Linked DNA regions of Mus musculus: region 1 is linked to region 2. Evidence: chromatin loops called from intact Hi-C (ENCODE). Cell type or tissue: heart. All regions are shown on one strand. Links, peaks and the distances in the headings refer to the core of each region. The heading gives the core; the rest is flanking DNA. Region 1 has its middle 21 kb from the start of Gm41964. Region 2 has its middle 37 kb from the start of Uchl5.

The links. Hi-C counts contacts between places; a loop is a spot of excess contacts. Peaks named below come from ENCODE experiments on the same cell type or tissue, not always from the same donor. Only the 100,000 strongest peaks of a DNase experiment are listed, where the experiment ranks them.
Region 1: a loop joins it to region 2, with 2.6 times the contacts of the local background. A loop is called at or near these places in 6 of 42 quality-filtered maps.

Annotation. Positions count from the first base shown.
Region 1 is chr1:143,910,754-143,923,475 of GRCm38, reverse strand. No RefSeq gene overlaps it. Among named protein-coding and RNA genes, the nearest start is that of Gm41964, 21 kb to the left of the region's middle. In heart, for the core only: no CTCF peak of the experiment used is centred there; DNase peaks (open chromatin) are centred at 5,695 and 6,695.
Region 2 is chr1:143,808,248-143,820,969 of GRCm38, reverse strand. No RefSeq gene overlaps it. Among named protein-coding and RNA genes, the nearest start is that of Uchl5, 37 kb to the right of the region's middle. In heart, for the core only: a CTCF peak has its summit at 6,862 (motif pointing left); a DNase peak (open chromatin) is centred at 6,829.

The sequences.
Region 1 (12,722 bases), core at 1,917-9,916, 100 kb before region 2:
AGGGCTCCTTTTTTGAAGAGAGATTTCCATATAAATTAAATTGAGCTGAGTACCAGAAAGGAGGTTGTTGCTTTTCATTTAAAAAAAAATTAACAACTTTCAAGACTATTTCAATTATTTGTATTTTTCTGAAGCATTTTAATAAATATTTTTATAAAGTGAATTACATGGTTTGCTTCCTAATAACCCAAAGCCCGGATTAAAGAAAGGTGTTTGGCAAGAGAAAGCACGTTTCCCAGACCTCTTTAGTTATGGTTTTTATGTAAATACTCAAAAGCATTTGAAGGAGATAAAAAATTATATAATAAATCAGAAGCAAAGTTTCTGTCGCTGTGTAAAGAAGAATAAAAATTTAAAGCAACATTTACACAAATCCCAATGTAAATCGCATGAAACTTAATTTAGATCATATGTGGGGAAATATGCTATATTTATGTTTATATTCGTTGTCTTTCCAGAATTAAAGACTCAATGTTTGCTTTCACTTCTCTGTCATAACACAAACCCAAAGAAATAAAATTAAAGTCAGACCACGTGGCACAGCCTGTGGTGGCAGCTCCTCACAGTTGAAAATGGGGCACATAAGTCAAGGCACAAGTGCAAGGACAGACCTTCTCTCAAAGGAAACGAGGGCTATGGGTGGATCTTAACAGCACAGATCATCTATAGCATCCCAGCCAACTGCACACACACCCATACAGGAGTAACCTTGAGTGTGATGAGCAGACACACATCTGGAATGGTAGCATTCAGGAGGAAGGCTGAGTTTGAAGAAGACTGTGATTCTCAGGCCAGCCACAGCTGTATAGTAAGACATTGTCTCCAAAAACCTAAAACCAAAACATAAGAAAGTAAAAACCTTGATTCACACAAGACTTGGCTCTCATGGACAGTAGCTTTGCCTGTGTTCCTATATTTAGCTTTTCTTGATGAATTGCATACTGGAATAATTGTTGCTTCAGATGACATTGCTTCAAACCATTTCCTCACCAAGGTTACATAATTCCTCTCATTGAAAGAAAGAAAGAAAGAAAGAAAGAAAGGAAGGAAGGAAGGAAGGAAGGAAGGAAGAAAGAAAGAAAGAAAGAAAGAAAGAAAGAAAGAAAGAAAGAAGGAAAGAAAGAAAGAGAGAGAGAGAGAAAGAGAAAGAAAGAGAAGAGAAAAAGCATTTCCTTCAAAGGAGAAGAGGTAGGGAGGTAGTGACAAGAGATCTTGCTTGAAAATTTACCTAGAGTGCCCTCTACTACTGGATAAAATTTAAGTTTTATTTGGCTAGTCATTCAAGCAAAACTAATTTCAAAGGGAGTTGAAGGTATAAAATCCCTAAGTCTTTCTCTCTTCCTCATTTTTAAAGATTTATTTTATTTTCAGTTGTGTCTATTGCAGAGGGTGCATGTGAGCACATGTGCCCATGGAAGTCATGGGTGGTTTTTTTCCCCAGAACTGAAGTTAGAAGCAGTTGTGAGCCACCTGATGTAGGTGCTGGGAACCAATACCTACATCAGACCACTGGAAGAGTAATATAAACTCTTAACCACTGAGCCATCTCTCCAGCCCTTCTTTCCATATTTGAAGTAAAATCTTTGAAATAGAGATTCTCCATTCTCACTTCTGGCCAGGCAAAACTACCCTTGTGGCAGCGTGTCTGCTACATGTCCTGAAACATCAAAATGACTCATTTTACGTTCCTCATAATTGGTGCCACTATCTGATTAACTCCCCTTTACTAAAATTTCAAAGATCTTTTCCTGAAGCTTTTAAAGACTGGTGCCAAAATGCAGAAAGCCAAAACTATTCTCATGATCTTACTTCACAGCTTGCTCTGTTCTTTGGCACGTTTCTTCATGTCTTCCAGAATCTCCCATCTTAACCTTGTACCTAAGCATGATTGAACAGTCATGTGACCCTGGTTGTTACAGATTGAGTATAAAGTATCCCTCCAAAAGATTCATGTATTTACAGCTTCATTTCCAGCTAAGTACTATTTTGGAAAGTTCTGGAAGCTTTAGAAGTGTGGCCTACCTGAAGATCATAAGCCACATGTGTGTGTTTGATGTTAGCTGGCAGGTATTTTGTCCTAGGTTTTCTTGAGTGGACACTCATATGTCACGTGTTCTGGCTGCCATGATGACTGCCTAATTGCAAGTCAAGGAACATTAGAGAAATTTCCATGACCCTGGGCAATGAATTTACTGCAGCCTCAGTAACAGCAGTGGCTAAAACACAGAAGGAAATGACTCCTCTCCTTTGGAACCAAATAATATCCAGTAGCCTTTCAGGGAGTAATGGGGCCGAATGACCCCCTCTCCAATCCACAGCAGAACACTGAAGAGCCCAATCCTGTGCTGCTCTCGAGCAGGTAACCGCGGCTACTATAAATTCATGACTTCAATGGCTGTGTCATGTCCAGAAGGCAGAACTTTACAACATAACATGATGGGCAGACATATTTTCAGCATGGAGAGAACGGAAAGACAGTTGTCTTTGGGGTAAACTTTGGTAAACATCTTTCAAAACAACGACAACAAAACCAAGTTCACCTTCTTACTAGAAGTCCTCTTACATTTTTTCATTAGGTCAATTTCTTACACACACACACACACACACACACACACACACACGAAAAAAAAATGTCTGCAGTAGCAAGAAGGAAAAGGCACATTAAGCAGACTTTAGGAAAGAGTTGCGAGGTTTACATTAACAAAGCCACTACTGTACTGGGTGCACATCGAAATTAAGCGAATGAGAAGATCAAATCTAAGTACTGACAATGAATGAGTAAACATCTGTTCTCCTGCTAATTTTCAAGTAAGGAAGTGAAGGTTGGAGAGGTAAAGGCTGAGGCGATGCAGCACTGGATAATTTTCTCTCACCCGCTGCATCCTCCTGTGAACACTTACAGAGTAGCTGCTGTGACTACATCACTGAACGGAGCACTGGGCAGGGAATTCCAATTTTAAGAGGCAAGCTCCCAGCTTCGTGTCCTTCAGTGTCTGATGCTCACGTGCACTTTAAGATAGATGAGGAGTGAGCTGGCAGAGACCCTCCACTCTATCTGAAAAGATGAGGTGAACAGAATACAGAAGACTGCATAAATACAAAGCACAAGAGCGTGGCTTAAGTCCTCAGGGTGAGCCTATTAGTGAAGCATCGCATATTATTGGAAACTCATACATATTCAGACTCTCATGAGGATGGTAGCTCCCTTGAGAGAGAAGTGACCTGAAGTGTGCCTTTGATTTCAATCTTAGGGTCAAAGAAGAAACAAGGGCAGCGGGAAGGAAACAACTTCCTAAAGAAAAGATTGCAGAAAAGGCAAAAGGGGGAATTGACTGCTGTCCATTTCAGCGTGGTATTCATACAGGCCTTGACTACAATGGGATTGGGTTACAGTCCCCTTTGTACGTATTAGCTCTTTATTGGAAAAAGCATGAAAGAAGAAAGTAACAATGCATGAGAATACTTTGTTAGTGTTTATTAAGCTATTCCTGAGCATATATCAGCAGGCTCAGCTCTCAGATATAGCTGTTGGAAGAATCATTTTCAAGTCTTAAAAAAGAAAAAATAGATTCCAGAGAGCTACTTGGTGCTCCCAATATATTGGCTATTTGGGATCCTCTTTAAAACATCCTCCCTGTGTTTACAGGAGATGAAGAAGCAATCACAAACAGCTGTCTTCTGAGCACGAGATTTGACACACCAGGCTGCCTCAAGTGCCTGAGATCTTCAGATCTTAGAAACTATAATTCCAATACTTGTAGTTTCCTGTTTACATTTTCCTTTGGAAGCTAAAATTGGTCACTTCAGTGACGAATTTCATGATGATTAAATGGCTGGATCAAAAGGAAACAACCTTAGTCAGTCTTGAGGAAAATCAGTGCATACAGGCTCTTTTAAAGACAGAGAGAGTCGATGATGCTTGTACATCATTTGTGACACAGGAAACCCAACAACCAGGAAGAATCACAATTGAGTCTTTTCTTGAGTGGCTGCTGGCTGTTTTCCTCTCTGTGGGACAGGATATTAACTGGAACATTTCTTCTTTTCCAAAGGAACTTATGCTTAAGGGACATGTGGAACATGCTCGATTTAAGCTTTAGGAACACGTTCAAAGTTAATTCTTCCATAACAGAAATGGAAAGACTGTGATAGCATCAGGCCTGTCTCTCAACAATGCCCCCAGGTTCAAGCCTCCCTTCTCCTTGTGCGGTACAAAAGAGAAAGTAGGGCACTTCTTGGCTGCTTTGAGGAGGACACAGCCTGTGCCAGAGAAAGCACAGGCTTCCAAGTTGCAACCCAAGACACCGAGAGTTGAAGGGATCTTTTTATGTAGCTCAAGCACAGGAACAAGTTCTCAACACCAAAGGAGGTAGGGTTACAGGATAGAGACACAATTGCAGGCCAGCTCCCAGGGGGAGCGGTTGGTAGGGGCGGGGGTGTAGGGCAAAACCAACAGGATGTGGCAACTGTTCTTTACCATCACCCGACTGGTAACAAAAACAAGAAATTAAGAAATGCATTTTTTTCTAGCTGCATATATATCAAAAGATGGCCTAGTCGGCCATCACTGGAAAGAGAGGCCCATTGGACTTGCAAACTTTATATGCCCCAGTACAGGGGAATACCAGGGCCAAAAAGGGGGAGTGGGTGGGCAGGGGAGTGGGGGTGGGTGGATATGGGGGACTTTTGGTATAGCATTGGAAATGTAAATGAGTTAAATACCTAATAAAAAATGGAAAAAAAAAAAAGAAATGCATTTTTTGTTTAGTTTTTGAAGGTGACACTTTTTGTTATTTCTATTTTTTTTTTTATTTTGTAATCTGAGGTTTGAGGAACTCCTCTGTTTTCGGCTATCTTAGTCAAGCCTCGGCCTGAAATGAGCCCTCTTTCCTAATATACTTAGTTCCTCAAATGAAACACAACTAGCATGTATAATGACCTCGAGTAAAGGGCACCAGTAGTTGACAAAGCAGACTGGATAAACTACCACAATACAAGCACAGTACGTAGAATCTTCAAAGATGATGGCGCCCTGCTTTCTACATCTGGCCTTTCTGAGACCTTCTACCAAAAGTACCATAAAGAAGTTAGGTTATAATTCGAGATCTGCCAAGTCTCAAAGGGTGCTTCAGTGTTCTGAACAACACCACTATGGGGCTGAGACTGGTGCATCCTCATTGCCAGCCTACACAGCTTCTCTCCATACCCAAGCATACAAAGCACTGCGTGAGAGAAATGTCCGTAAGCAACGTGCTTTGTCACCCAGTTTGGAAGATGAGGGTAACATAATGCAGGTGAGTCAGAAAAAAAACTGGGTTCAGATTCTGAAGTTACCCTATTTCTCAAACTGGGCAACCTTAAACAAGCTATTTAAAATTGCCCAACATTTCACCTGCTCATCTGTAGTTCAATCTCATGAAGTTCAGTATAAATCACCCCAGTCAATATTTATGAAATTGTATTTAGACTGAGCTGGGGAGAACAAAAGATACAGAACTAATAACAGCCAGCTGGTCTTGGCAGAGTGGAGGGAGTCACAGAACTCATGCAAGCAGGCTTCAGACTGCCTAGAACATATGCCCAAGCCTCAAAAGGCAAGCTGTTTGCGTTGTGAGATTCTCCAGAGCCCAGGATAGTTTGGCTACAAACACCCAGTGTGCCACGAGACACGAGAAGGGAGAAGTCACGTGGCCCTTTCTCCACCCCCAGGAGAGAAGATTGTTCTTCAGCTGCAGATGTCCCCAAACAGCTCAGGGAACTAAACAAGAGAGCTCAGGGGGAAAAACGTGCCAGGAGCTTTTGCCAAATTTGGAAGAGCTCAGACCTGGATCCTGCCTCTAGAAACCACAGCACACCTCCCTTTTGGGTAAAAGAAAGGAAGACAGGCAGGCAGAAAAGGGAGGGAGGGAGGGGAGAGAGAGAAAAAGAGAGACAGACAGACAGACAGACAGGACACTTGAGGCCCTTATAGATATACAAGACCATCTCCCAGAGAAACTGGAATGCGTCATACCGTCTTTTTCTCTAACTGGGAGAAGCTAGGAAAGGTTGAAAAAGTCAAATGCCCCTCTGTGGATCTCCCCCATTTCCTGGCCACTGACACTTGATAGTAATTGCAACATCAGCACAACCAAACACCGAGCAACAGACCCAAAAAGACCAAAAACGTATTCTTGGGTTGTAAAGAAAAGACACAGTGATCCATGGATCTTCAAAGGCAATCCACAGAAACGCAGTATGCTTGTGGTGCTAAAATTTAATGGAGGGGGGAGGAAGTTGGCAACAGTTGAGGAAAAATGATCTCTACCAAGGCTAAAGGATATGGTACTGACATTTTTTTCCAACAAGAAAAACTATCTGCCTGTCCAGCCTGGTGAAGGAACATGTAAATAAAAGGGGAGCTAGTTCCTCTTCCTAACAAGACAGTAAAAGAGAGTCATCACCCAGTATACTGTGGAAGAATATCTCCTGTCTAGTATTCCTCACGTCAAGCTCCCCAAGCTAGGGAAGGTTTCAACAGTTGACGGCTAAGGTAGCAGAGCCTATTAGAGACAAGCAGAGATGCCCATTGCACATTTGCTGAACAGGTGAGGAAAGACATGAAAAGACAGAGATGAAGCCAGGCCTCACTAAAATTGTGCTGTGGAGACGGTCACACTACAGGCTGCTGCAGGGAGCAGGCCACAGCTCGGTCTCGCCAGTCCGGAAACTAACCCAGACCCAGGCAGACTGAGAATGCTCTCAGAGGAAGTGCTGTTTATCATCGTATGATCTAAAAGAGGAGAAGTTAGACAGCCAAAAAAGCAGAAGTCAAGTTCCGTGTGAACTATACGAATTGCAGAGGGAAAGGACTGCAAACTCGTCTGCAGAGATGTGTTAACTAGCTAAAAGAAAGACTACAGTAAAACTTGTAAATCACTGTAAAATGTTAAGTTCTCTTTTGAAACACTCAGAGATTAGAATAATTTTGGATACAGTCAAATAGCAGTTCAGTTCTCAACTGACTGTCACTCCCTAATGGACCCTGAGACTGAAACTCAATACCCTTTATATGTATATATTCTGTTACTCATCTCAAGAAACATTAGAAGACAAACAGTTATAACTACAGCTGTGCACCTGACAGAGCTACAGTTTCCAACAAAAAGAAAGTAATGCTCCTGAGAGGCTCTGCCAGTGCCTGACAAATACAGAGTTGGATGCTGACAGCCAACCATTGGACTGAGCACAGGGTTCCCAATGAAGGAGTTAGAGAACGTACCCAAGGAGCTGAAGGGGTTTGCAACCCTCCCAGAGGAACTAAAATATGAACTAACCAGTATCCCCAGAGCTCCTTGGGACTAAACCACCAACCAAAGGGACTCATGGCTCTAGCTGCATATGTAGCAGAGGATGGCCTAGTTGATCATCAATGGGAAGAGAGGCCCTTGGTCCTGTGAAGGTTCTATGCCCCAGTAAAGGGGAATGCCAGGGCCAGGAAGAGGGAGTGGGTGGGGCGGGTTGGTGAGCAGGGGAAGGGGGAGGTGTTAGGAGATTTTCCGAGGAAAGGGGATAACATTTGAAATGTAAATAAACAAATCTAATAAAAACTCATAAAAAAGAAAGAAAGTAATGGATTTGTGTTTGGAAAAAAACACTGAAAGATTTTTTATAATGTTCTATACAGCATTCCTTTGACTTGACAAATCAATCGAGTTGTTTATGGGTTTTTAGACTTTTGTTAAATTAAATCTTGTTGTTTTTAACATTTATCCTCTTTTCACACAAAAGAGAAAAAACATAGTTCCTACATGATATCCAGAAGAGTATACAGTCTCAGGAGATTATAATCTTAATGAGAAAAATACCCAACATGTGACCATGTCTTAATAAACCAGTGAACACTTTCACTTGAAACTGAAAAGTTACTTTGCTACATATAAACCCACTCTGTGTACTAGGATTTAATATAAAAAGTAAAATGGACAGGATTTTATGCCTTATCTTGCCACAGTAAAACATAAAGTATGTTCTTCTGTAATCAGAGAAACCCACTGAACTATAAATAAAGGTTTGGTTTGAGGTACTATAGGTAAATTCACAAATCTCACCTGGAGAAGCAATTACATTATGTGAAAGTAGTTACCCTTTCTTTTTTAGCTAATCATATTGTCCAAAGAGAATCACATTAACTGAAATACTAAGTCAATCTCTATAAAGAAATGAGATTTTCAAAGCACATCTGGTAAATGGATTACTTCTTTTTTTTTTTATTTCAATCACTGAGTACAAAGAATTGCCACTTATTTCAAAAGAATAGAACTATTCATCCAGTGGGAAGAAATTCAATAAGTATTAAGTGATGCGCAAAATACAAGGTTAAGACAAAGCTAAGCAAATTTTCTTTCCATGAGTAATAAAATAAAAGTAAAAGAAAGGACATTGGGTTAAGAGATCTTGCTGGCAGAGATTTAATTGGCTGATCTGACATTTCTTTAAAGATTGCTTTTGAAGTCTTTACAAAACAAACAAACAAAACAATTCAAAAAAACCTCTATGCTAGGAAGTGAGCTAAAAAAGCTTATTGGTGTTACTTTGGTGATGGTGTAGTGACCTCATAGTATTGAAAGTAAGACCACCCAAAGGTCAACACAGTGTACATGCTTTAAAAGCAAAGTTGAAATAAAAATCAGGATGATAAAATGAAAGGAAAATTAGAATCTTGCTGAAAAGAAGCCATGCAACCACCATTAAGTCAGATAAAATTAGATGCTGTTAAGCTTTGCTGCAATGAGATAAAAAGTCAATGTTGATGACAAATGGCAAACTGTAATACCCAAAGTGAAATGAGAACAGGAGATATCATACGTTCTTCTGTGTATCTCTGCACAGTTTCCAGGCATGCTTAGTTTGAGCAGAACTATGTAATCACTAAGCTTCTCCCTCTCTGCTTGGCAAAAATGATGGACACTCATCTCTAATATGAAGCAGATTTGCCTTGCTGCAACTGTATGTCAGTTTATATGCCAATTGAGAAGGGAAATGCTGAGTGAAAATAAGCCAGCTATTAATTTGCAAAACAAAGAATATAGTTACAAAGACTTGAAGGCCAACAAAGTAATTTCCTAACCGAGTATAAAAAAGAAGACCCAAGCTGGGCATTGTGGTCACAGGCCTGTAATCCCAAGAGTATTCAGGAGGCTAAGTCAGGGTGATTGCCACAAGTTCAAAACCAGGCTGGATTCCATAATGAGTTCAGGACACTCTGGGCTACAAAATGGAACCTTGTCTCAAACCAAACAAACAAAGTTGATAGTTTAAACATTAGACATTTAGATCCTCCAATTTGGCAAGGCAGTTTTTGTTTTTAAACGGAGTTGATCCCATTTGATTTTAAATCACATTGAAGACTTCCACTGAAAATAACTGAACTTTTGCTATCATCAAATGGTCTTCATCCTTTGCCTTAATTTGTTTTCCGCCTTACCTAGTGTACTGAAGTTTCCTTCAAGTACTCACCGCACAGAAGTAGTGCAGGCTCCACAGGTTAAGGTCCTAATCTACCAAACTTGTCATTTAGTTGTCACTTGCTTTTCTGACTAACAACAAACACACCTGAGTGTTTTCATCATGATGACAATTCTCTAGAATAGCTCATAGAACGTAGAAAATGCAATATTTATGACAATGTTTTCACTATAAAGGAGCATTAGGTTTGTCTTAGCATCTTGTGCTTCAATAAATCATTTGACAAAGTGGGTAAATCATTGGCCATACAGTTGGGGTTCCCTGGGAGTTCCACAGACCTAATGTTCCAACTCTCTTATCCTGTGATAAGTCCTTGCTGAGGACTTCTCCCCGTTTTGAAGTTTTCCAATGATCCACCAAGTATTAAAATATCATTAAAATAAGCTCAGGTGTTATCTAATTAAAATAATTAAAATAAGTTCAGGTGTTATCTAAGCATATATATAAGAGTCATAAGTGTTCCCATCATTCCAGAAATCCTAAGAGTTTAGAAACTTTATGCTAGAATCTGGGCCAAAGACTAGATGGTTGTTTATTAATGATATAGATATGTTAAGTCAAGAATTGTGAAATGCCCTAAAACAATAGATACTTAAAATATTTGTGTCTATTATTTATAGTATACATAAGAAGTATGTAAGGGACAAACTTGATGTGTACCACACAAAGGTTTTGTGACATAAATATATGTCTCCATATAAGAAAGCACTGATTCTACCCCAAAAGTGCTAACTTGGACAAATTACAAAACCAAGGTATATTTTTTTTCTTCAATACTTTCTATTTAAATATCTCTACTATTTCAATACCTCTATTGTTCCTCTACCTAGATTTCAATCCTGCTTATAACTGCAAACTCTTTTATCCAAAGAATTAAAATCAGCAACCATTTCGTGAGCAATTTCAAAACATTATCATCAATGGGTACCTGCTCCTACTTGTCAATCTTTTTTTTTAAAAGGTCAAATTGCATTTAAAAACTAAGTGACGTGAGAAAGAAATTTTTGAGTGTTTTAAACATGAATAGAGTGGCTAAAGGAGAAAGGCACCATTTCAAGAATATTGAAATACAGCAGGCTTGTACAGGATAGAATTCCCAGCTGCAGGAAAAGAGTCTCAGAAATTTGGAAGCCCTCTCAGCAAACCATGTGGCTGCAGCAAAAGCATGCAGCTGGTGTGTTGTGATATGAGGATGCCAAGATGGCTGAAGCATATGGGAGGGTTTCTAAATTCCCTGCAAGGAGTGTAAATGTTACTCTGCAGGGCACAGGAAGCCGTTGCTTCACTCTGCCTCAGATTCCTCATCCATTTGTCTTTCTAGAGCTCGTAAACAAAATTTGTAATAATTAAGAAATTACTGAAATGCTCCAGACCATAAATAGCATGGTACTAGATACAAAGTAAGAATCCCAGAAAAGAAAACCAGGAGAATTTTTAAATGTGCTTATAATGAGCCTGGTGTAGTGGTGTATAACTTTATCATCTCTGTGAGTTCGAGGCCAGCCTGAACTACGGAGTAAATTCCAGAGGGGAAAAAAATATTGCTTATTAGGAACATTAGCAGGAGGCACTGAAGCTAGTGTGTGAATGCGCATGGGCCTGAGTGGGAACACGATGTTGATGAAAGAAGAGCTGCTCATGGTGATGCACAGCTGTTATCCCCACACTCAGAAGGCTAAGGAAAGAGGATGTTAATCCTGTGCCCAACCTACAGATCACAGCCCTCATTTTCATAACCACAGGAAACACAGAAAGCTTAGCAAGAGAGTATCTGATACAATCCCATCCTTTTCTCCAGGTTGATGAAAATGGAATTTATGATTTGATAATCTATATGATAGTCAATGGCACGATTGTGAAACCACCATCCATGATCATTCCATCCTCAATTCCAAGAGAGTATTTCTGTAACTCACAAGTGCCCAGTCTATCTCTTGACCAAGCTGGCTTGTCTGGGTTTAGCAATATAGACATGGGCTCTTGTTCTCTATGGTCTAAATCAAGTGGGAGGAACAGAAACAAACTTTAAATCTAGGTAATGAGGACACACATTGACTCCAGAGCAATATAGATTACCTATGAATAAACCACCTCAGTCATAATAGGAACCAGCATCATTAGCATGATTCTCAAGTTATTAACTCATACTTAACACTCTCCTCATCATCGTTTCTAATAAGCTTCCTTCCATGTTCTTCAGAGGCAATCAATTTAGGGATATGACACTTGAGACGATGCTCTGGTGTAGTTTAAGGTACACCCTGCTTAAACCTGGCCACTCAGTGATCTTATCAAAGATACCTAAATGGGCTGTAGCACCTCACAGGGCCCCATCCCACTCACAGATCCACCTGAAGTTCTCTTTTCATCCTCACCTCTTTATCCACTTAGTGCTGCTCATCTTTAGGTTTGTGCATTCTTTCTTTATATGGTCCTTTTGAGACGATGAAAAAGTTTGAAGTGGGATCCATCATGGATATACTACAACATATGGTGGCCATGACTCATTTGTCTGACTTTTAGACAGTAGAACTCTGTTCTAGTCTGCTTCCTACCTCCACATGACAGAATGTGGCACGTGACTGCATGTTAAATAAAGTACAGAACTATATGCAGGCAATTCATCAATGACTTCTCTGTGCCCAAATAAATTCGTGTGAATGCATAAAGCAATATATTTGACTATTTTTTCTCTGCTTTCCAGTGTCCTGGAACCTGTTATTTAAAGATCAAGTTTGAAAGTCATGTCTAGACCTTACAGAGAAGGTATGAACAAAAATTTGTAGATGTAATCCCTTTTACAAAACATGAGCTATTTTTAAAGCAGCCCTTTGGACCATTCTCTGGAAAGTACAGAGCATTAGAGAATCAGCTACCTAGCTGAGCTGATTATCTCTGAAGGACACAGGAAGGTTTGTTAGATATGAAATGATGGGAAATGAGAAACAGGAGAGTTATGTAGACAGGGACACCAAGCGAAGGATGCTGAATATTAAAAGATGATCTGTGTTTGGCACTAAAACAGATAGGCCGTGTTTCTAAAAGAGGATAAATATGATCAAAGAGATTAGAAAGAAAGATCATTTGAGTAGAAAAGACTAGGATTTATTAAATTAGGAGTTTCTTTTGTTCAGACTGGACTGTGTTTTTCTTGAGAAGGCAAGTTCCTAATGTCACAGTGGCTTTTGATGAACACCCACAGCAAAAGAGGCTTT
Region 2 (12,722 bases), core at 2,664-10,663:
TGAATTATTCTTCCTCAAAATTGGAGACTTACAATATTTAAAATGGTAAAAATCATATAACCATGAAGCACAGGACTATTACCAAAAAAAGTACCATGTTGTTAATTACCAGGAGACTTTGTTTACCGGTAACTGGTTTGCTACTGAAATAGCACCACTCTCAAAAAAAAAAAAAAAAAATCCATTTCTTTTTTTTCTCTCCAGCAGACAGTCTACATAGGAAAAGGCTGGAGACTGACTCTGTATAAATAGCACTGCCTCTGAGGAATGCATTGTGTAGATCTGACCACAGCAGAGCACAATGAATTAGCAGTCTGGCCTGTGCTTTGAAAGAAGTCATATGTAAATCTAGATAGGATACAAACTATGCCAACTGCCATGAGGGAGCTAAAGAACTGTATGAGACCTGAGGAAACCTGGAGCTCTCCAGGTGTCTTTGTTTGCTTGCTGATGAGGTGACAGGAAGCAGATAAGAAAGAAAATATTTGAAATGGCTCCTGAGATATAATGAGAGTTTACAAAAAGATTTGAGGGAATGTGGAAAGAATTGGGGTATGGGGTTCTTCTCAGAGGACTTCAGCATGAGACAAGTTTAGAGGAAAAATAATGAAGAGTTCCTCTGGGAGCTAATCCAATACAAATGGAATGTGAGACAAGAAAAAGAGGGGCAGCAAAAAGCTCAAAAGGGGAGCTGTATCCAAATGGTAGAGATGCTGTTGCCATGCGCACAGCATGTGGCTTATTTGGTGTGTTAGAGAGAGTGTTCCAAATGTCAAATGTGTATGAAGAAAAGTTCTGTGACCAGGGAAGCAAGTCAAATAGAATAAAACAAACCACAGGGAGCAAGTGCAGGAAGAGAATTAAAAATCAGAACTTTTATTAGTTGGACTACGGGTAAACTATTTCCACTGATGTTGAGTTTAAGAAACAGTAAAATAGAAGCATAAAGAACATTTTTTTTTAAATCACTTTCAGCAAATGCATACAGCACAGATTTGATTTGATTAATGCACAGGGGAGATGGCAACCTTACAGTGTTACTATGGCTCTACCAGTTTAGGGTGGTGGCCATGGAAATGCAAAGAAGGTGAGATGATGAGTCATTTCAAAGGTGAACTCACTCCACAGGACAGCCGCAGAGTGGAGGAAGAGCAGGTAAAGGACTACTCAAAGATGACTACATTTCATTTTGGGTGACTACTTGCCAGTAAGAGAACAAGTACGTCAGGAGGAGAGACGTGAACATATTTTGGGCCATGACACACTTGAGATTACAGAAGAATATCAAGATGAAGAAGCTCAGTAGGTTGTTAGACAGGAACTTAGGAGAGAAACTAGACCTTGGGAATTATCTAACAGATGAGTGAGTTAAATAAACCTCTGAAACAGAGGAGACTAACGAACACAGCAGAACATCAGTTGAGAAGAAGCAATACTATTTTCCTTTAAAGATGCAGAATGTCCGCTTATCTTACCCTAACAGAAGTAAACATTTTGCTCTGCTAATTCTGTGTGTGGGAGAGCTGTATGCAGGTGATCATTTAGTATGGATGTGTGAATGGGGCTTGGGAAAACAGAAGACAAATGAAACAAAGCATTTCATTCATCATTTGCTCACTGACTTGCTCAGGAATCTGTATTCTTCCTGGGCACAGTTAGGAGCAGAGTATTTACTGATAGGAAGTTGTGCTTCCAGGCTCAATGGGAAATAGGTTACTATGACTCTCAAAATGTCTCACCCTATGTGTGGGCAGATTGTGAGAGGATAACAGAATGGTCCTAAGGACACCGTGGGAAGGACAGGTAAGCTGAGATGCATGAGTCACAAAACAACTCTGTCATCTTTCAACTATGTTAGAAGAACGTCACCAAGCTGAAACAGATGGAGACATCAATGGACCAGTCACTGAGGTGGGGAGGAGCCAAGAGGGGAGGAGAAAATGGGGAAAGGAGATGGTAACATATAAGTAGTTATGTTACGCATTTTGCAATTCTGTTGTATGACTTTATACAAAAACATGTTTTAAAGTAGCTTTGAGGAGCTACAGGAGAGGCTGTTAGCCTTGACCAAGGCAGGTGCTTTCTGGTTCTCTGTAAATAGATCACAAATGTGGAGGATTTGATTCTTATCATACATCAGTCTTAACAAAAACCAGCCTTAACTCTTACTAACCCTGATCACCCATTGAAACAGAGATGGCCTATAAAACAAACAAACAAAACAAACAAACAAACATCAAAAACAAACAAACAACAGGAGAAGTACTTGTTTTCTTCTACTGTATGAGTCTGATACTGAGGTTCTGCGCCCACAGAAACAGCCCAGGTCCTGATGTGGCCCTTTGGGATGGATCTGGATCCCATGAGGTCAGCCACTAACTTCAGTATTTGCTTCCCTCTGCTTCCTTCCCAACACATTGGCCAACTGTTTCTTCATTACTCCATCTTTTTGTAACCAAGCAATCCATACATTAATTGGACAGAGTAGTGGAAAATCATTATTTACAAGCAGAGTATGTTTGGAAAGCTAAAGCCCTACAAACTGATGTCATTGTTAATGTGAATGCACCATCCTCCTGTAACACACCTTGAAAATTATAGGCTTTCCATCTTAGAAAACCAAGGAAGCAGACAGAATACTGAAACGCGGGTTGGGTAAAAATGAACATGGGTGTAGAGTCCTTGTAGAGCCTGGTCCCTGACGGCAAAGGCTCTCCATCTCTCTAGTTAATCAATAATAATGATTTATTATTATTTATTATTAATAATGATTTTCCACTACTCTGTCCAATTGATGTATGGATTTCTTGGTTACAAACCACACCTGAAGGCCAAACATAGGAATGTAAGATATCCAATCCTTTAGCAGAATAAGAGAAATAAATGAACACAGAATGGCTATTTCAGTCAAAGAATTATTTTAATCATAAAAATAGAACTAGCTCTGCAAGTAAGAGCAAATACTGCTCAACAGAGGACCTTAATTTGGTTCCCAGCATCCACATGGTAATTCACAGCCAACTGTAACTCCAGCTCCAGGGAAACCCATCATCTCTGGCCTATAGAGGCACAGGTACTCACATGCATGTACCTATACACAGACACAAAATTTAAAAATAAAAATAAATCTAAACAAATTTTGGTTATAAAAGAATTGCTAGATTAGATTAGATGTTCCTCAAAAGATCTGTGTGTTCTAGGCTTATTGCCCAGAGTGACGTTATCGATAGGTAGGATCTAAAGGGAGAATTTTAGATAACTGGGGTCATATTCTCCAAGGGGATAGAGGGGGTCCAACCCCTTCCTATTTCTCTTTGTTGTCTAATCATGCACTGAGGAGTTTGGTTCCTCCAGACAGTCCACCATGATATGCTGCCCAAAGAGTCATAGACCTAAATGTCTAAATGTCTAAAACTCTGATATAAAATAAACATTTTCTTCTTTACAAGTTGATTGTTATAGCTGGGCTTGATGTCACATGCCTCTAATCCCAGTATTTGGGAGGTAGAGTAAGGCAGATCTCTGTGAGTTCAAGGCCAGCCTGGTCTACAGAGAGTTCCATAATGAGACCTTATCTCAATAAAAACAAAAATTGTTATAGTGATAGACTTTAGACTGGTCTATTAATAGGGTCTATTAATTGGTAGCATGAACCATTATAGCACACATGCAGCCGTGACTAACAACAGCAGCAAAAGCAAATTAGTGTTTTCATACCATAAGACTTTCAGAGCTAGACCATTCCAGGGTTGATGGAGCAACTAGTTCTTTCTAACTTCTGGTTCTGCATTCTTAGCCTTCAGATCAACAATCAACCCACAATGCCATATCAACATTCCAGGTAGATAAGGAAGGAATTCTGAACAAACCCAAAACCCAAATTGGATAAAGATCAAGTTCAAGTTTTTTCTTATAATGATCTAAGGAAAATAAATGAATATAAAATACAGATGCCTAATGCTAAGACAATCTGAATTAAAAGGTAAATATTAAATAGCTTGATCAGAAAAATAATCAAAACATCTAAAAAGAGCAGAGAACATACTACATACAAAAACACATAAGATGGGGCCAAAGCCATACTTAATATGAAATCCTAACTCTTAAATATATACATTAGTAATTATACTACTAATAAATACTAAATTTTATAAAATTAAAATATTTAAGATTTTAATTGATAAAAATCAATAAACTAGAAAATATAAAAATAGAACTGATGAAAATCAATTTAAAAGGGGGAAATAAACAAATAAATAACTAAAAGGTGAGTAAAAGATTATAAAGAAGAAAAATAATTATAGCAATATGTGTCTATGTCTCTATTTAGAGATATAAAATATTAATAAAACTGGCAGAGTTTCTTTTAAAATATGTTTTATCAAATATGACCTAAAACAGAAAATAGATCCATAAGTAAAAGAAATGAAGACTGTCAAAGAATAATTCCTTTAAAAAAATATTGTATTATTTTGTACAAGCCTACTTGTGCCAATGTTGATCAAAACAAACTGACAAGAACTAGTTATTGTTCTATTTAAACTGTTTTAGTCATAAAACTTAATTTCTCCGGTGATTTTATGGAGAAATGATTATTTCTGAGGATGGTGTACAGACACAGATATCCTGTTTGCTCAAAGCTTTGTCAATTTGAACTCAAGAGAGGCATTAGGTAAAATTGTGTCTCCTAAGTTTTATTAACATTCGAGGCTAATGATGGGTGTCCTGTGTTTCCCTGTAAACCTGTGTTTTCTTCTACTCAACACCTACATATCTTTCAGATCTCAGCTCACAGCTCAGATTCTCCATTAGGCAGATCATATCTCCTCTTCTATGGTTTCATTGAATTTTTCACTTTATTAGACCTAATGCCTTCTTATTAAACTTTTTGTGCTCATATGCACATGTGTGTGGTGGCATTAGGCTTCTTGCTCTACGATATTCTACTTCAGTTTTTGAGGCTGGGTCTTTCATTGACCTTGGAGTCCATTAATGGGTTAGACTGTCTGGGCATCCACTCTGGGGACCCACTTGTCTCTGACATAGCACCTTTTATGCCGGTGCTGGAGATCCAAACTGAGGTCCTAAAGCCTACACAGCAAGCACTTAACTCACTGAGCCATCTCCCCAAGGCCAGTTTGCTATTTATGTATTTAATGTCTCTCAAGCCTAATCTGCATGAACATATAGATTGTGCCACTGTTGTTTGTACCACTATACAGACAGCAACTAAGTCCTTGGTAATTACAATATATTAAATATGAACTGATCCAGGGAACACTACTATAGCTATCAGCAATAGCTGAGAAATGACCTTAAATGGGTGTCACGACGCTGTCAGTCTGGGCAAGTGTCCCTTACTAGATTGGGGTAGGTCCTTGGAAGAACTCTCACTGTTTTCAGTATGCCACAAGAGGCAGCCCTCCTTGACACAGACAGAGAGGCCTTATATTCTGGGTTATGGTCCTGTCCAAGCTGCCTGGGAGACATGTGATTCTCTATACGCCTTTCTATATTTATGTTCTATCTTTTCAATTCACCCTTCACAGTTCATCCTCATTTCTTTAATTTTCAAGTTGATGAGACGCCCATCATTAGCTTCAAATGTAAATAAAGCTTAGGAGACACAATTTTACTTAATGCCTATCTTGAGTTCAAATTGAAATGTAGGAAATGTCCCTGTCATCTCTCCCCTCGTCCCCTCCTTTATCAAATAAGCTGTTAACATACACTCAAAAAAGACGAAAAAAAAATCCTTCATAGTAATGTTTACAGTGTGGCCACAAAGCATCACTATAAATGGTGCTCTGAGTGGAACTGAATCTTATAAACATTTATTCAAACTACAGCAACATTATTTGCGCTTATGAGGCTAAGTGCCTCTTATACACTGGTCTGTCACATGCATAGGAAAGTTACTTATGCTGATGCTGTCCCTCTGGAGAAGTTATACTCTACTGAGTATTACAATCCCACAGGTTTCACACACAAGCTCCAAAAGCAGTTGAGGAAACAATGTCTTCACTCAGAGTAGCTAATAAATTAATTAATAATAAATTAATGAAAAAATGAATGAGTAGAAGTTGTGGCAGCAGAGCTTCATGTCTTTTCTGCTGTGAGGATGGTCTTGTGACATCTTGTATCTTAATATCTATTGACTCTCACATGCTTGTTGATTCTAACAATGGGCCTTAGAATTGTCTACCTTTATTTAAAGGTGTATCCAGAAGGAATTTGATTTTCATTTTTTAGTGAGAACATTTTGAAAGACACTGTTAAGGTTAGATGTAAAAGCTTGGCATACTGACTCATGACTATAGTAATCCCAGCAACTAGGAGTCTGAGGCAGGAGAATTGCTGGGAATTCAAAGCCAGCCTGGGTTTGAATAGCAAGTCCCAGGTCTGTATGAGCTACAAAGAGTAAGACCCTGTTCTCAAGAGAAAAAAAAAAAAAAACTGTCCGGTGGGCAGGTGGAAGAAGCCTGCCTTTTCCTACCCACAGCAGGAACCACTATGAGCAACTATATGATGGAGAGATGAGAAAGAGAAGATGAAGAGTTTGTGCTCTGTGAAAAAAGGAAAAGGACGCACTGGAGACATGAGGGTGGTGAGGAACAGTCTGATATAAGTAGCCTTATATCACCTGCGGCCATGGTGATAAGCCAGCCTGTACTACCACTGAAAGCCATGTCTGGTTCCGTGGCCATGCAGAAACTGGGGTCTGGGTTAATGTCCATGGCCCATGTTATCACCAAAGGTCATGTGGAAGCCCCTGCTGCCTGAAGCCGTGTCGATGTCCAAGGGCTGTGCAGAGCTGGCCCACCCTTCACTTGCTGCAGTACTTGGGAGAGCTCCCCCTGGTGGTGCAGAGGTGCAGGAGAACCGGTAAGCTGTACCACCCGGGGCCCAGATCCAGGGCTTTGCATTGACTCCCCCCAACATCTATCCCATCTATGAACTGAACTGCTAGAGCACAGGAAGGAACTGGTACTATACATCCCAAGCTGCAGGATCTCCATGACACAAGACAATAACAGGATAACTTGAGATGTATCCCAGTGAGCATCCAGTATTGAGAGTATAGTAGAAACCCTGAACTAGACCGTGATTCAGTACAGTGAACATATGTAAGTAAAGTTGTTTAGGCAAATGGGTACACTGTGTGATACACAGTGACATACCACAGCTCCCAGGCAAGATGTTTGGGTTTTTTGTTTTGTTTGTTTGCTTGCTTGCTTGTTTTCTTTGGAGTGGGAGGTTGCAAAGGCAGAAGGCATATATGAAGGGGCAGGATTAGGGTGCATGATGGGAAATTAACAAAGAATCAAAAAAGTAGAGAAACAAACAGGAAAAAAGGAGACAAATGAAGTTGAACGGTTCTGTATAGAAATTCCTGTATACCATTTGGAACATAATGCTTATACCAACGATGCTTTTGTGCATCTATGATGGTGCTAGGAGCTTATGCATGCCAGACAAAGTCTAACTCTAGCTACATGCCCAACCTCTTTGTATCATTTTGAAAGTTAAAAATCAACAAAAATAACTTCTCCAAGACAATAATTACATTTATAAGCATATGTGGTTATTGAAAGAGAGAAAATAGAGATTCCCAAATATAGAGATAATCTCTTGCAAAAGGTGATTGTCCTAGTTTCATATCTGTTACTGTGATAAAACACCCTGGCAAAAAGGTGACTGAGTGGAAAAAGAGCTTATTTGGCTTACAATTCTAGATCACCTCAAATCATTTTGGGTAAATTAAGGCAAGAGACTGAGACATCTGATTATACCATATCAACAGTGAAGAGGAGAGAAGGAGAGAAAGAGAGAGAGACAGACAGACAGACAGACAGACAGACAGACCAATCCTGCCTGCTTGCTCACTAACTCATGGTCTAGCCTAGGGAATGGTGCCACCCACAGTGGGCTGGATCTTCTATCAATTAACAATCAAAACCATTTCCCAAAAATATAACCATAAGCCAATCTGATTAAAATAATTCCTTATTTGATGATCTCTTCTAAGGTGATTTTAGGTTATATCAAGTTGACAATTAAAACTAACCAGTAACTAATTTTTTTCCAAGTTTTTTTAAGTCTCCATGCTTACATTTAGACTCACCTATGAGGAAACAAGGCACAGAAGCATAGGGCACCTTTAAATAGATCGTCTTTATCTGAAGAGCCTGTTAACATGTTTGATTGCTAACTGATGGTGAAGGACCCAGCCCACTGTGGGAGGTTAGAGCCCAGAAGGAATTGGGGGGTGGGGGAGGAGAGTGTGGTAGAAATATTGAAAATACAGTACTCATTGATGAGCTCTCAAAAAATAAATAATGTAAAAAATATTTCTAAGCCCCCCCCCCTACAGGTTATATAATCAACACAAATTGCTGCAAAGGGAGTATACTGACTGGCAGAGCTGCCTGCGAGTTGCTCAGGGAGTTCCAAGAACACAGTTTTCATGAGTTTGTGGGAGTGGTGAACCTTTTAGTGCCATGGCTATCTTTGAATCACAAAGGCTCCTATAACTTCCCAATCAAAAATAAACCTTGCTGGCTTGCTAAGCTGGTCTTGAGTAGAATCATTTCATTTGTCTGTTACTGATAACCTGACATTTCTTCACATCCTTCCAGAAAAGCCATGCAATAAGCTCAATTTACACCTGAGAAGGCTAATTTCTTACACATAGACGTTGCATTGGTTACAGGAACTAGTACTCTGATCTAGGGATAGTTTAAAAGAAAAATAGAAAAAGAAAAAAGTACCTCAACAAGGGAGATGACCCAAAATACCAGAATAAAGTAGTTTTTAAAACTGCATATAGTTTTTAATTACATCACTTGAGAAACGTGCTGGCATAGAAAAGCAGGAAAATGTCAGTCATGAAAGTAGAAATTATGGAAGTTTAAACACTTCTAGGATGTGTAAATGAAGGACACAGTGAGACTTGGATGAAGGCACGTATAGGAGAGCAGGGGTGGGGAGCACTGGTTAGTGTCCATTACAACAAAGCTTGGGATGAGCTATCATCACAGGCAGCATTTGTAAAAGCCAAATCATTTCCTTTGGGCTAGACTCACCTAGCCTTCCACTCTTAATCTGGTTTCATTGGTAAGTTTATCTCCCAGGGAAAGGGCATATTGACAAGCTGACAGGAATGTTTGACCTGCTGGCAGTTATAATTGTAAACTAATAAATTGCATTTTTCAGGTATACAGTAATGTCTTGTGAGTTTTATTGAATTTGATTAACTATCTAAAGTCCTTAGCATTTTCAAATCAAAAGCTGAAAGGTCAGTTCTCAGTCCTTGGTAACCTTACTAGGAGACACTACCTAGGAAGCCCATCCTGGATAGCTTATTACCTTCTAATCATTACAATTACCAGCCTTCAGGGAGCTACTGGATCCCAGAGCTCACATGGTTGCCACTTATACTCGACATTCCTTAGTAACTTGGTCAAGGTCATCCATTAAGGCCCCTAGAAAGCACCTAACAGACCCAGAGAGTTCTTCTCTTATCTGAGTACTTCCATCTCACATAGGCCCAGCTTGGGCTACAGAGTAACAAACTCTTCTAACACAGGAGTGATTGGTGTATGTGCAGAAGGTACACGAGAGTGTCACAAGGGAGGAACAGTGAAGTAGGAAAAGGAGAGAAGGCAGGCAGGAGAAGGTAGGAAGTGCACTTCTTCAAATGCTTCTATTTTCTCTATGACAAGTGGGATATGCTGTGCATAGTAATAACCATTTGAATTGCCTTGCAAACTGCTTGCTCTTATCACTTGCCAAGTTTTTAAAAACTTTCTTCCCTCTCTTTATTTGCTGTGGGTCTTCTATATTTCACATCAATATTTTTCATATATATTAAACATGTGGCAATGTTCTACTGACAAAGCTCTTAGGTTTTATGACATTTGCTACTGGACAGAATTACTTTTATATTTTTAAGTATTTCTGTTTTATTTCTTGGGAAGTTTTTCTCTCTATTCTCAAGTAATTCTGTCAGATTTTTTTCTAGTAATTTCATTTTTTTTTCAGAGTTTCACTTCTGCCTCTAATAATGACAAGAGTTCAAATTATTTTTAAAAAACCACACCTGCCTCAGATTTCCTTCTACTACTTATGCCCACTATTTTAATATTATTGTTACAACAAAGGGCCAAAGACAGGCATGGTGGAGCATGTCCCTAATCTCATCCTTGGGAGGTAGAAGCGGTAAGTTCAAGAGTTCTAAGTCAACCTTGGCTACCAAGTCAGTTCAAGGCCACCCTGGGGTCCACAGGACTATCTCACAAATGGGAAGGGATAGCTTGAGAACTATCGTATAGATTATAAAAGGCACATTGTGTAGAGATCCCACCCTTTTCTGCTTATTTAACTGATTTTGATACTAACAGCCAGATCAACCTTCATACACCTTTTAACTATCAAACACTATTACATAATACAACTGTGAATTATAACAAACTGGCTATGTATAGGTATACAGGCTGTGCCTATACAATCCATTTCCACAGTGCTGCTTGAGTACCGGAGAGAAGAAAATCTCTTCATTTATGCTTCTGCTTAAAAGACCACTTCAAGGGCCTCTGTGTGGCCATCTATAAACGCTCCACTCACAGTATTCTGCACTGCTGTCTCTTCAAATACATTTCTTTCAATTATTTGACACATATATGCCATCTCACACTTAGTTATCCTACAACAATAGCAATGATCTTATCTTGTTTACCTCCATGTATCTCCAACAGCTATGACTACAAGGATGATTTCTAACAGGCTGAACAAATAACAGTTGAGAATACAATCAGGAAAGAGCAGAAGTACATGGCAACCATAAACCAGAAGCTGCCCCGTTACCCAGCTGCTCTCAGGGGGTGTGTGTAGATACAGAGGTCACTTTCCTTTTTAAGATTCCAGTTGTCTATCAGCAGAGTCCTTGTTCTTAGAATACAACAACAGCATGGTCTGACTCCAATACCTCCAATGACAGATACTATCACTGTTGTTGAAGGGATATATCCCATGAGGCCACAGTGCTTTGCTGGGAGTCAATTCTGGAAACATATACTTGAGCCCACTCCTCCAAACCTCTCAATAGCTTTACAAGGAAAGGATGGTAGCTTCAAAACTCTCATTAATATTCTTCATTCTCTCTGTAACAGCTAGCATGGCTTGAGACCTACAAGTTATTAAAGATATAAAAACGAGAAACTGTGTATTATCAACTTCAAAAGTATTATGTATTATATAATTCTATAATACAATACAGAGAGAATATACAAAACTAGCATAAAAGCATGGATATTTATACAGGAAAAAATAATTACTAAATACACTAAAATATTCTTGTAGTTATCTCTACTGGTAAACTGTATGTAATAAATTCTATTTTTGCTTAAGTTTTCTCTAATATTTCTTTTAAGGGGGAGAAAAACCTTTATCCCCCTCCTCACCATTTCAAACAAAGAAAAAAAGTCCTCCAAAAGGGGGGAAGGTCTAAATGGATTTTGGAATGTTATAGGCAGTTTAGACTGAAGGTACTAGTCTGAACACAACGTCGTAATTTATTATGTATTACACCCCTAAAGGACGAGCAATGTGCCCGATGATCCAGCAACCAAGCATGCGCCTACTCCAGTGGGACAGTCCGGCTGCTGCTCTCTGCCACACAAAGGGCAGCCAGCTATCTTGGGAACTAAACCTGAGGTGAGAGGAGGCAGGGCTGCAGCTGTTGGAAAGTTTGCTGTTTACTGTAGAAGCACATCCCTTAGAACTGACTACAGTAAACAGAATGTCAAGTGCCTTTCTCTACCCAGTGGCTCAATGAGATTTTTAAAAAGGCAAGATTCACTGAGCTCCTTTAAGACTCCTTCCAAAACCATGTCCTTCTAACTAACACGTATCTATTTCTGGGTTGTTGTTCAGCTCTTCATTTTCTCTACCCATGAGCTACCAAAAACCTGTAGGACAAAACAAGGCCTTTATTCACAAGCAAAAATAGCCATGAAGTGCCCCACATTCATAATTGTCAAACTTTCCTATTAGCTCTGAATCAATGAATAATACCACTATCTGATACTTTAAAATAATTCTTAAAAATTAATTTACAAATGGGTCAATGAACCAAACTGCGTTTTTTAAAAGAAATGAAAATGACTAATAGGTATTTTTAAAAGTATTCAACATTTTTAGCCATCAGGGAAATGCAAACGCAAACTACTTTGAGATTCCACCTCACCCCAATGAGAATGTTTTCTCATGGAGAGAACAAAGGCCAACACGCTGGGCAGTGCTCCTTGTCTGTGTGTGGACTGCTGCTACTAGGAGTATAACCAAGAATAGCCACTGTGGAAATCTGCTGCAGTCTTCTCCAAACAAAACAAAAGCTAGAAAGCCAGGCAGTACTGGTGCCCTTAATCCCAGCACACTGAAGGCAGAGGCAGGTAGATCTGAGTTCAAGACCAGCCAGGTCTACAGAGTAAGTTCCAAGACAGCCAGGGTTTCACAGAAAAACCCTGTCTCAAAAATAAACAAACAAACAAACGAATGAATCAAAAATAAATAAGTAAAAATATAACTGCCATGTGACCAGCTATATCACTCCTGAACATCTACTCAAAGGACTCTATAGCTCAGAGATACTTGCATATTTATGTTTATTACTGCTCTATTCATAACAGCAAGGAAATGGAATTAGCCTAGATGTCTGTCTA